2 separate regions of the Mus musculus genome follow, and region 1 is linked to region 2. The links are chromatin loops, found by intact Hi-C in ENCODE. Cell type or tissue: heart. All regions are shown on one strand. Each heading gives the region's core, and the rest is flanking DNA. Links, peaks and the distances in the headings are about the cores only.

The links. Peaks named below come from ENCODE experiments on the same cell type or tissue, not always from the same donor. Only the 100,000 strongest peaks of a DNase experiment are listed, where the experiment ranks them.
Region 1: it touches region 2 in a loop (2.4-fold over the local background); 5 of 42 quality-filtered maps call a loop at or near these places.

What each region holds. Positions count from the first base shown.
Region 1 is chr5:36,760,406-36,765,778 of GRCm38, reverse strand. It overlaps the pseudogene Gm40318. Among named protein-coding and RNA genes, the nearest start is that of Bloc1s4, 14 kb to the right of the region's middle. In heart, for the core only: no CTCF peak of the experiment used is centred there; no DNase peak of the experiment used is centred there; H3K27me3 peaks cover 922 bases.
Region 2 is chr5:36,827,848-36,833,220 of GRCm38, reverse strand. Man2b2 (mannosidase 2, alpha B2) reads left to right here and starts at 2,572. Exons shown (of 19, transcript NM_008550.2): 1 at 2,572-2,783; 2 at 3,447-3,593; 3 at 5,252-5,357. The coding sequence starts at 2,646. In heart, for the core only: no CTCF peak of the experiment used is centred there; DNase peaks (open chromatin) are centred at 1,760, 2,560 and 3,110; H3K4me3 peaks cover 1,569 bases; H3K27ac peaks cover 759 bases.

The DNA.
Region 1 (5,373 bases), core at 226-5,225, 68 kb after region 2:
AAACTGAAGGAATGACCATCCAGAGACTGCCCCACCTGGGGATCCATCCTATATACGATCACCAAACCCAGACACTATTGTGGATGCCAACAAGTGTTTGCTGACAGGAGCCTGATATAGCTGTCTCCTGAAAGGCTCTGCCAGTGCCTGACAAATTCAGAAGTGGATGCAACTAGTCATCCATTGGATGGAGCACAGGGTCCCCAATGGAGGATCTAGAGAAAGTACCCAAGGAGTTGAAGGGGTTTGCAGCCCCATAGGAGAAATAACAATACGAACCAACCAGTACTCCCAGAGTTCCCAGGGACTAAACCACCAACCAAAGAGTACAAATGGTGGGACTCGTGGCTCCAGCTGAATATGTAGCAGAGGATGACCTTGTGGGATATCACTGAGAGGAGAGGCCCTTGGTCCTGAGATGCCCCAGTGTAGGGGAATGCCAGGACAGGGAAGCGGGAGTGGGTGGGTTAGTGAGCAGGGGGACAGGGGATGGGATAGGGGGGTTTTCAGAGGGAAAGAAGGAAAGGGGATAACATTTGAAATGTAAATTTTTAAAAAATCTAATAAAAAAAAAGAAAAAAGTCAGAGTACTCAGGTTCACGTTGTCACCCACAGCCCAGAACATCGTGTTTCTGTCCTAAGCAGAAATGCAACAATGACACATTTTTACAATAAACTCCATCTGTTTTGTTTTATTACAAATGTGTTTGTAAATGACGGAAAAAATGCAGAAGCATGGAGAGAGAAAAATGAGCCATCTTGAATACTGACTCTTTTCTTCTTCTCTTTCTCCCAAACAAGCATTGTTGAGGGCGAAATTCTGATTAATATGAAAGTTACTATTGTTTGGGGCCTAATAGAATGGTGTGAATTCTCTAAGTCTGGGCCTTTCTGAAGACAGTCACCACATCGTTGAGTTGTGCACAGGGCATGGGATGTTCTGATGATCATCAAAGTTTGAGAAATTAATCTTCAGGGAGTGTGTGTCTGTGCTGTGGATACGTGTGTATAAGTGTGCACATGTGTATGTACACGGGTGGAGGTCAGAGGTCAACCTCAGCCATACCTCCTCAGGAACTCCCAACTTCAGTTTGTTTTTTTGTTTTGTTTTGTTTTTTTTTGTTTTTTTTTTTTTTTTTTTTTTTTTTTGGTTTTTCGTGACAGGGTTTCTCTGTATAGCCCTGGCTGTCCTGGAACTCACTTTGTAGACCAGGCTGGCCTCGAACTCAGAAATCTGCCTGCCTCTGCCTCCCAAATGCTGGGATTAAGGCTGTGCGCCACCACACCCGGCTTTTTTTTTTTTTCAGTTTTCTTTTTAAATGTTTCTTTACTTCTATTCTTTGACAATGCCACGCATGTATTTTCATTTTGTGCCCATATTTCCCTCCTTGATTCCCTTCTCACCACCACTGATCCCCTCTTCCAACAACTCCTGCTTCCAGGTCTTCTCTGGTTTCATGTGTGACCCCACAAGTAGGATTGTTTGCACGGTCCTCTGCGGGGGTTGGGGGGTTGTTATTTACCGGAAATGGGCAACTTGCCAGTGGCTACACAGCTGAAAGAATGACCTCCCTGCTCCCAACATTCTCGACTACCAGTGGCTCCTTAGGACTGGACCTCGTGCCCTCTCCTGTCCACGAAGAATGCCGACGGCCCCACCTTGTGCAGGTCTTACAAGAAAGCACGGTCCCTGTAAGCTCCTAAGTGTAACGGCCGTGCCAGCTTTTAACAGCACCCTTTGCTCCGGTCCTCTGGCTCTTACTCCCTCTTCTGTGACAGTCCCTGAGCTTTTGAGGAGGCGGTGTGTCCCAATAGGACTGAGCACCTAACAGTCACTTAACCTCAACAAGAAGGCCAGCTGTGTGTCTCTGCGTTGACCTTTGCCACCAGACAGAAGCTTCTGTGACCAAGGCTAAAGGCAGCACGCATTAGCCTGAAGGTTGGCTCCTCTGGACTCCCTGCCTCTTTGTGGTTTGGGGGATAAGGTCATTGACCAGGAACTCACCAATTAGGTTAGACTGGCTGACCAGCAAGGACTCCTCTATTTCTATGTCCCTGGTGTTGGATAACAAACACATATTACCATCTTCAGCTTCTGTATGTGGTTTCTGGGAATCAAACCCAGATCCTATGGTGAGCGCTTTATGGACTGAGCCCAATCCTCAGCCCCGTGCAGGTATTCTGAGAAGTGCGGGAAGTCTAGGTGGATGGGTGTGTCCCTCTACTCTCTGAGTGTTGAATTTGCAGCCTCCCCTGACTTTGCCATTCTAACCTGCTATAATTAACACCCACTTTCACGTGCACAGCCATGGCTTAGTGGGTGGTCTGAACTCACACTTTCTGAAAATGCCATAGGAACACAAAACATTCCAAATCTCAGCTGCACTGCTGGTCCCCTGATGCTGACGCTGAGATCTGTCCTCTGTTCACCTCTCAGGAAGGATGGTGTCAGCCCTAACTGTTACATGGCCAGGCTTTCAGAGCCTGCACCAGGCTTGTCCTCTCCAAAAAGACCTGGGACCTTAGCAGTGGGCTGGAGCAGCAAACAGAGCTTCTGTGTAGGTTCCTTGGGACCGACGGTCTGTTAGTCTTCATCCCTAATGAATGTAAGTGAGACAGCCCCCTTGCCTTATAGTTGTGAAGCCTGCAGGCTTGTGGAAAACAGATACTCCCGTTGAGAGCACAGTAGAGGGGCTAGGAAGATGGCTCAGTAAGTAAAGAACATATGGAGCTGAATTGAGACCCCCAGCATCGACATAAAAACCGGGTCTGGGGGCTTGAGACATGGACCAGCACTTGAGGTTAGGTGAAGTCCTGTCACTCCATTCAAAGCATCTCACAGCCTGTATACACCAGTGTGTCATTGTGTAGACACAAAGTGTGGCTGGCCGCCATGTGGCTCACTGGTGGGTGCCTTTCCCCTCCCCCTCTGACCCTGAGGCTGGAGCTGACTGAGGCCCAAGTCCCACTCTGCATTCCTGTTGCTGACTCTGCCCCCTCCCTCCTCTGGCTGAGATGACACAGAAGGTCTGAACAAACTGCTGAAGGAACTAGACGCTGATGGAGATGCCCAGGTGGATTTCAGGGCGTTCATAGTGTTTGCGGCTGTGCTCACCTCTGCCTGTCACCGTCAGTCAGTTCCCAAGGGAAGATGCCAAATGATTCAGAAAGATGGTGTCTGGGATGCCAGATTCCTGACAGAGTCCCCAGGAGGGCCTGGCAGTAAATCTCTGGATTCTGGAAAGTACTTGTTAGCAGTTACTTCCTTGGGCTGAGTTGGCCAGTGTCCCTCTGGTTAATAAATGCTTATGAAATTCTCATTGGCTCAGAGAATCCAGACATTTCCTTTAAACCTTGAAGTCTTTGCTGAACAAAGAAACACCTCACTGGAAGGACCCAGCAGGCCAGACATGTAGCCATCTGCATCATAGTCACATATTGCTGGACACATGGCCCTGCCACACAACCCAAGCCCCGCAGTTATTAAAATGGTTAGTCGTGGAGTGCTGGCCCGACAGCCACTTGAAATGTTTGTAACTGATGCTGCTTGTAACTGTTTTTTAGAAGGGCCAGGTGCAGCCGGTGACAGACTGAGAGACAGCACATTACAAGGTGTGTGTGTGTGTGTGTGTGTGTGTGTGTGTGTGTGTGAGAGAGAGAGAGAGAGAGAGAGAGAGAGAGAGAGAGAGAGAGAGAGAGAGAGAACAGCCAACAGACCACGGTTTTTATTCAGGTCAGTGTCCTGACACTGTCTTTGGAAAGCAGACAGTGGCCAGGGTGAGGTCACAGAGGAGACGCTGGTGACTTTGGTTTCAGGGTTTTCCCCATCCTCTGAGCAGCCAGCATGAAACCTGTCTAAGCATTCTGAAGAAACCTTGAACTTCAAGAGGGCATAATATGGGGGCTACCCATGCTAGGGGAAAAGATGCAGACATAGCTGTAAAAGGGATAGCCTGTGGGCTGGGTGCACACATCTCAAGGTGGATGGCAGGCGATGTCGACATGACATGCTGGGACCTAAAGGACGCACCAGCGCAGAGCAGAGCAGAGCAGAGCAGAGCAGAGCAGAGCAGAGCAGAGCAGAGCAGAGCAGAGCAGAGCAGAGCAGAGCAGAGATTGTTTTTTTCTTTTCTTGTGCTGCTCAACAAGCCAGCGGCCATGCTGTGGGTGGCAATCTCTCAGCCTGTTAATTTTGGAAGGAGGTGACCCCTCAGAAGCTGCTGCAAGTGTCAGCCCCCCCTTCACTGTGGAGCCTTACTCAGGCCTGAGGTAAGGACACCTCACCTAGCTCCCCCAGACTCTGCCCTCACCCTGGGTATGGGAGTCAGCAATTGATACCGAGAGGCAGGCCACACAAAGGTTGCATGGGTATTTTAGCAGACTGCAGGGCGCTTCAGCTGAATCCAGAAGACTTAGAGAAGACTTCTGGAACTGGGTCACTGAAGGTGGGCTTCTATGTTTTCCAACTAAGCCCTAGAAGGCTGTTGCATGGAAACTGCAGTGTGCCATCTCTGCAAGCATCCTTCTCTGGCTTCTCTGACTGTACCTGGTAACTCCTACCTTCTCCTTGTCAAGACACAGGCCATTCTCTCTTAGTCTCCTCCTCCTCTTCTTCCCCTCCCTCCTCTTCTTCCCCTCCCTCCTCTTCTTCCCCTCCCTCCTCTTCCTCTTGGGACAGGGACATATGTATGCCTGACTGGCCTCAAACTCTGCGTATCTGAGGGCAAGCTTAACCTCTGATCCTCTGGCATCCACCTAGAGTGCTGGGATTACAGGCGTTCTCTATCACACCTACTTTATGTGACACTGGGGACAGGACTCAGGCTTCATGTATGTCAGGACAGCATTCAGGTGAGCCACACCCAAAGTCCCTCCTCCTGGCTGCCTGCAGAAGACAGTTCCCTTTTGTTGCCTGCAGATCAAAATGTAGAACTTTGGCTCCTCCAGCACCATGGCTTGTATGCTGCCATGCTACCTGTCATGATGATAATGGACTGAACCTCTGAAACTGTAAGCCAGCTCCAATTAAATCTTTTCCTTTATAAGACTTGCCTTGGTAATGTTTTCTCTTCACAGCAATGAAACACTAAGACACTATTATGCTGTTATTGTTATTTTGATGACCAAATTGTCACTAAGCTAACAAGTAGAAGGTCACCTAAGCTGTCATCTCTATGCTCTTCCCTGTGCCCAACATTCTTTGACATGTTTTCCTCACCCTGTCTCTAGGACAGGCCTTTTCTCTAAGCAGTCCTGAGTTCCTTTAGTGAAATGTGGTATCTTAAAGCCAAGATCTTAGAAGTAGGTGTGCTCCTGGTCCCTCTCAGTGGACAGAAGCAAGGGACAATTGTAGGTATATACATAGGCTTCTAT
Region 2 (5,373 bases), core at 147-5,146:
TCCTCCCTGGATAATGTACTTCCCCCGGCAAGGCTGGCTTCCCCTCCTGAAGGTTCCGTAACCTTCCCAAACAGCACCAATGGCAATGGGTACCACATATTCCAATACATGAGCTGTTTGGTGCCGTTTCTCTTTGAAACTGCAGCAGACACTCATCAGCATCCCATGAGACTGGATTTTGTTGTCCTTCCTTGAAATGGGGGCTCCTGGAAGTGAAAACTATTAGGAAAAGTTTCACCTCAGGATCCCAAGACCATGTTCTCAGAACCAAGGAGATGTGTTTGCCTCAGAGAGACAGAGGGCACAGAATAGAAAAACACAAGAGATAGAGGAGGGGGGAGGAGGGGAAGGGAACAAGGGAAAGGGGGCCAGGTATTTGTCCCAGAGGACAAAGGACTGCCTCTGGATAGAGAGGAGACAGATGTGACACATAGGAAAATGGCCATTTATAGAGGTACAAGGGGAAACCCTGTGTTAGGATGAAGTGTTTAATTTTAATTGTGCATGTTAATTAGGTGAGCCAAAGGGGGCTTTTGATTGCTGGACTTCAATACTTAGATAGCTAGACCTTGGTAGTCAGCCTCTGGAGGAGGAAGTGGCCAAATAAGGGAATAGACCTTGAGGGCTAGCTTTAGGAGTGTAATCTAATGGTTTCTAGCAAGACAGAGGGAATGGGGAGAACGACAAGGACTACCAGAGTCATGCTCACCACCATGCTCAAGACCAGGTCTTGAGTCCCTTCAAGATTTATCCCCTGATGTCACATGAGTAGCAGAGAAAAGAGACAATCTCAGGTCCAGCAGTTAATTCCTCGGGTACCTAGGCCTCCATATTTGTTGAGCTATCCCTGAAGTCAGAATTCACCACCTGCTTCAGTTCGGGGATATTCTCACCTCCAGAGCAGACGTCAGTGCTCTGGGGAAGCAGTGAAGCATGTTGGTGCTCCCAGAGATGAGTAACGAGGAACTGAGCTCAGATCCCAGCAACCATGTAAAAGCTGGGTACCGTGTTGAGAATCTGTAGCCCCAACACAGGAGGCAGAGACAGGAGGCCCCTGGAGCGACTGTCTGGTCAACTTAGCCAATCAGAGAACTCCAGGTCCAGTGAGACATGGTATTTCAAAACACAAGGTACAGCGTGATATAGGAAGATACTCAGCATCAACCTCTGACTTCCACACACATGCACACAGCATGTACATACACCACACAAAAAATAAAACACGGTACAACATTCTAGCTTACGACAATCCAAACATACACTAATGTGATGCTCATATGTTGAGAAATTATGGAAGGAAAATATTAAATATTTGTTTTTGAGAGTAAACCATTGTTTCTGTAACAGCATAGATGTTGTCTATTTGCTGAAAAACAACGCAATTCACAGCATATCTGAACCAAAATGTTCTGGGTGGTGTTTGCTGCATAGAGTGTCAGCCTTCACAGTGCAAAGCGCTAGTGCCATGTGTTCAGATCCAAGGTGGCAGTGACATCATCTGAAGTACCATGAGTGAGCACCGCCAGAAATACCTCCGATTCTTTAGGTTTGAGTGTGTTACTAGACATTCGAAAACTTTACCGTTGCCAAAATTTTTGCAGCCCCACATATGTGGTCACAACACACATAATTTAAGAAGCTATGATTGGGCTGGAGAGATGGCATAGCAGTTGACAGCGCTGGTTGCTCTTCTAGTGGACCCAGGTCCCATCCATAGAACCCTTGTGGTGGTCCACATCCCATTGGCTAACATTTGTCATGCAAAGGAGGCTGGGAAATGTAGTCCACCTGAGTCCTAAAGCGGTGGCCGCACAAGTTGGTAAATGGCTGCCCACTTCTTCATGGAAAGGTCTGACCTCTTGTGGAATCTAGAGGTCTCAGGTCCGTGGACAGGATAGAGAGGGATCTGAGCTTGCTCAAAGAACAGCTTGGGTTTTGGTCGCATTTGCTGAAGGGCAAGTGACAAAACAGGCTAGTCAGAGTCACACCTCTGGCCCCACCACAGCCCAGAAAACCCCAAACTATAGACCACCTGCTGGCCACGGAGGAGCTACAGAGGTGATTCAGGGAACTGCTCTCTTACCAATTGTAAAGTCACCAGTTTTAATTGGCTGAGAGATGGGGACTTCATTCATTTAGATCCCATGTCCCTAGCAACTCATGCCTCCTCTATTATCACATCCCATTTTATGGGGATCAAAGAGATTAAACATCTGCCCCAGCTCACCATCCAAGACCCCAGATTTGATTCTGAACCTACCAACCCTGACCCTTTCGTCGCTGTGTCTGTAAAAAGCCAGTTTCGCTTCCTTAAAATGAACTAAAAAATTTCAAGTCAAGCCACCCTGAGGCTAGAGGTCTGCGTCGGAGAGCGTGTTATCCTGGAAGGTTTCCCTCTGTGTAGACAACAGCGGTCTCCAAGTCTGGAGGTAGTGGCCTTGAGCTGCAAGACCACCATATAGGGACGAAAGCTGCAATACACACTCTAGCCGACAAGGGGCGCCGTACCACACAAAGCTCGTGCCCTGCCCGTGGCTGGCAGCGCTCGCGCATTCCTGCCGACAGGCGGCGCCGCGGGTCCCGGACCCGGAAGTGGACCGCTCTACCCAGGACCCGCTGCCCTGGCAGCGTCCCACTGCCCAGCAATGGGGCCGCTGCGCTGGCTGCCGCTACTCGGCCAGCTGTTGCTGTTGTGGCCGCGGGCAGCTCAGCCCGCCGGCCCGATCCGGGCCTTCGTGGTGCCCCACAGTCACATGGACGTGGGCTGGGTCTTCACGGTCCAGGTAAGTTGGAGCGTTCCTGAGCTCCTTGCACAGTAACTGCCTCCTGCGGAGTGCACCCGACCCAGCCGGGAAGAGAGGCGACCTGGGCTGCAGCACCCCACCCCACCCCCCAGCCTGATCCCCTGCAGTCTGAGCCTCAGCCTCGGGCTGGCCACTTCCTGCCTCGGAGTCCTGATGGCATCTATCTTATTAGACGGTCCCTGCAAAAGTTAAGGCAGAGGAGTGTGTCCCCAAAGTGTGGATTGACAGGTAGCCAGTCTCAGGAATAAGCCTGGAGTACCTTGGGTGGGGTAGGTTTCCAAGCAGGTGGATGTCAGCTGACTACAGGCAACTGGGCTGGCCCTCTGTGGTGCTGACATGAGGGCTAGCCAGTTCAGCTTCCTCTTCACACTCCTACCCAGCCAGATAAGCTTGGTATGGGGCCTGTAACCTCGAGGTTCTTTCTGTTCAAGACCTTGGACAGAGCGGGCAGGGAGAGGCTTTCTGTCCACTGGCTCAGGTTCCTTGTCTATAAAGAGAAAGTGGTGATTCCTGCCACATACCCCTAGGTCTGAGTACACTGGAGGTGTTAGGCACCAGGGTACTTGGTCTCTTGTACTTCTCTTTGGTCCTTTGGACTCATCACCACCCTTGGGGCTGTTGTGATGGCTTCTGCCTCCCCAGGAAAGCATGAGAGCCTATGCAGCCAATGTCTACACTACCGTGGTGGCGGAACTGGTCCGCGGAGGGCAGCGGCGCTTCATCGCCGTGGAGCAGGAGTTCTTCCGGCTGTGGTGGGACGGTGTGGCCTCTGAGCAGCAGAAACAGCAGGTAAGGTGGGGACAGGAGTGTCAGGACATGGGTCCCTAAGGTATCCGAAGTGTGAGAGGAAAGTTCCAGGAGGAGACTAGATAGGGAGTTCCAGATGTGCTCAGGAACATGCTAGCTGTAAAGACAAAACAACAACAACAACAAAAACTAGGCTTGTGGTCAGGGCCACTGCCCATAGACAGGGTGACGTCATCTTTCTGTCTGTTCTTGGTAGGGGACCGGACATACCCCTAAGCTAGGCTAGCATTTCTCCCAAAAGGCAACAGGAATTGGTGCTTAATCAACACCCAGGTGAACTTTGTCCCCTCCCCTATCTGCACACACTGACTCTCCCCTGCCCCTGGCTGGCCGTGTTTGGAACCCCTGTGGCTCTGTGACAGCTTAGTGTCACACAGTACAGAGAATGTGGGCAGGCTGGTGCCTGATCCTGCCACTGGCATCTGTAAGCATGGCTTTCTCTTCTATAAGACAAGATAGCCTGCTCCCCGCCCTCAGACAGCTCATGCCAAGGATTCTGAAGAGACACTTGGGGCTTGCCATTGGCATGTACCAGCTCTGGGGGATTGTTGCATAGACTTACAGGTATAGCCTGGCAGCTACCTCAAGGGTTTATAGTTTATGAATAAACAGGTATGGTTCAGAAACAGGGCTGTCTGACTTTAGAGCCTGCCTCTTCCAATGGGGTCTGTCTCCAACCCTCTGTGAAGGGTGTGGCTTTTGTGTAAAGCCCTAGGTAGGAGTCTACTAGTGCAGTTCCCTGGAGCCCAGGATTTTGTCCGCTGGGAATCCCCAATAGCTAGACACCTCCCCATATGTAATCGGTGCCTTGGGGTAAGCCACCTATAGATTCCACCTTCAGCACACAAGCCAAAAGTAACATAAGACCACTCACCCTCATGCCCAGACTTTTCTCTACCAACCCCTAAATTCACTTACCTAACATACATTCACCAGCAAGACCACACTGAACCCCACATAACAAGGCCTGTCTCCCTCTAAATTGTCAAGCCCCCAAAAAAGACAGGATGAGGAGTTGCTCCTGAATTAAAGGAGCTGAATGAAAGATGACCATTTACGGGGACATGGGGTCCCAGGTTGAATGGTGTGCCAGAAAGGGACTGGCGGGGCAGCCCGAGAGGTTCACAGAGAGCCTGGCGTTGCACAGCAGTCTTAGTATTCTGTTTCCTAGTCATGATGATAGTACTAGGCTTACCATCATCCTCATTCCTCTGGACCAACCACACAAAAGTGCTCAGAGTGAAGCAGGCTGCAGCCGGTTCACCGGAAGTGCTTCAGACAAAATAGAGTCAGGGAATAGACGTGGAAGTGTTCGCTCAAGAGAACCCAAAAATGAGGCCGATGAGTGAGTCTGGGGAGGGGTGTGAGGAAGCACTCCGTTCTGTTCCTTCAGCTTTTTAAAAAAGTTATTTGAAAATTAAAATCACATTTACATGTCCTGACCATGGCCTAGATCCAGGTCTCCGATAGCTGCCGTGGGCTATGTGCCTCTGAGTTCTGGGGACATGCTATGAACCAAGACAGGGTCCTCCTGCCTTTGTGGAGTGAGCCAGGATGAGGTGTTTCATGAGGGTCCTTGGGAAGTGCTGCAGGCTTGGGACCTGTGACCTGACTGTCTTCTTCTGCCTGCCCATGACCAGGTCCGCCAGCTCCTGCATGAAGGACGCCTGGAGTTTGTTCTCGGAGGCCAAGTCATGCATGATGAGGCTGTGACCCACCTGGATGACCAGATCTTACAGCTCACAGGTTTGGACGCTGTGCT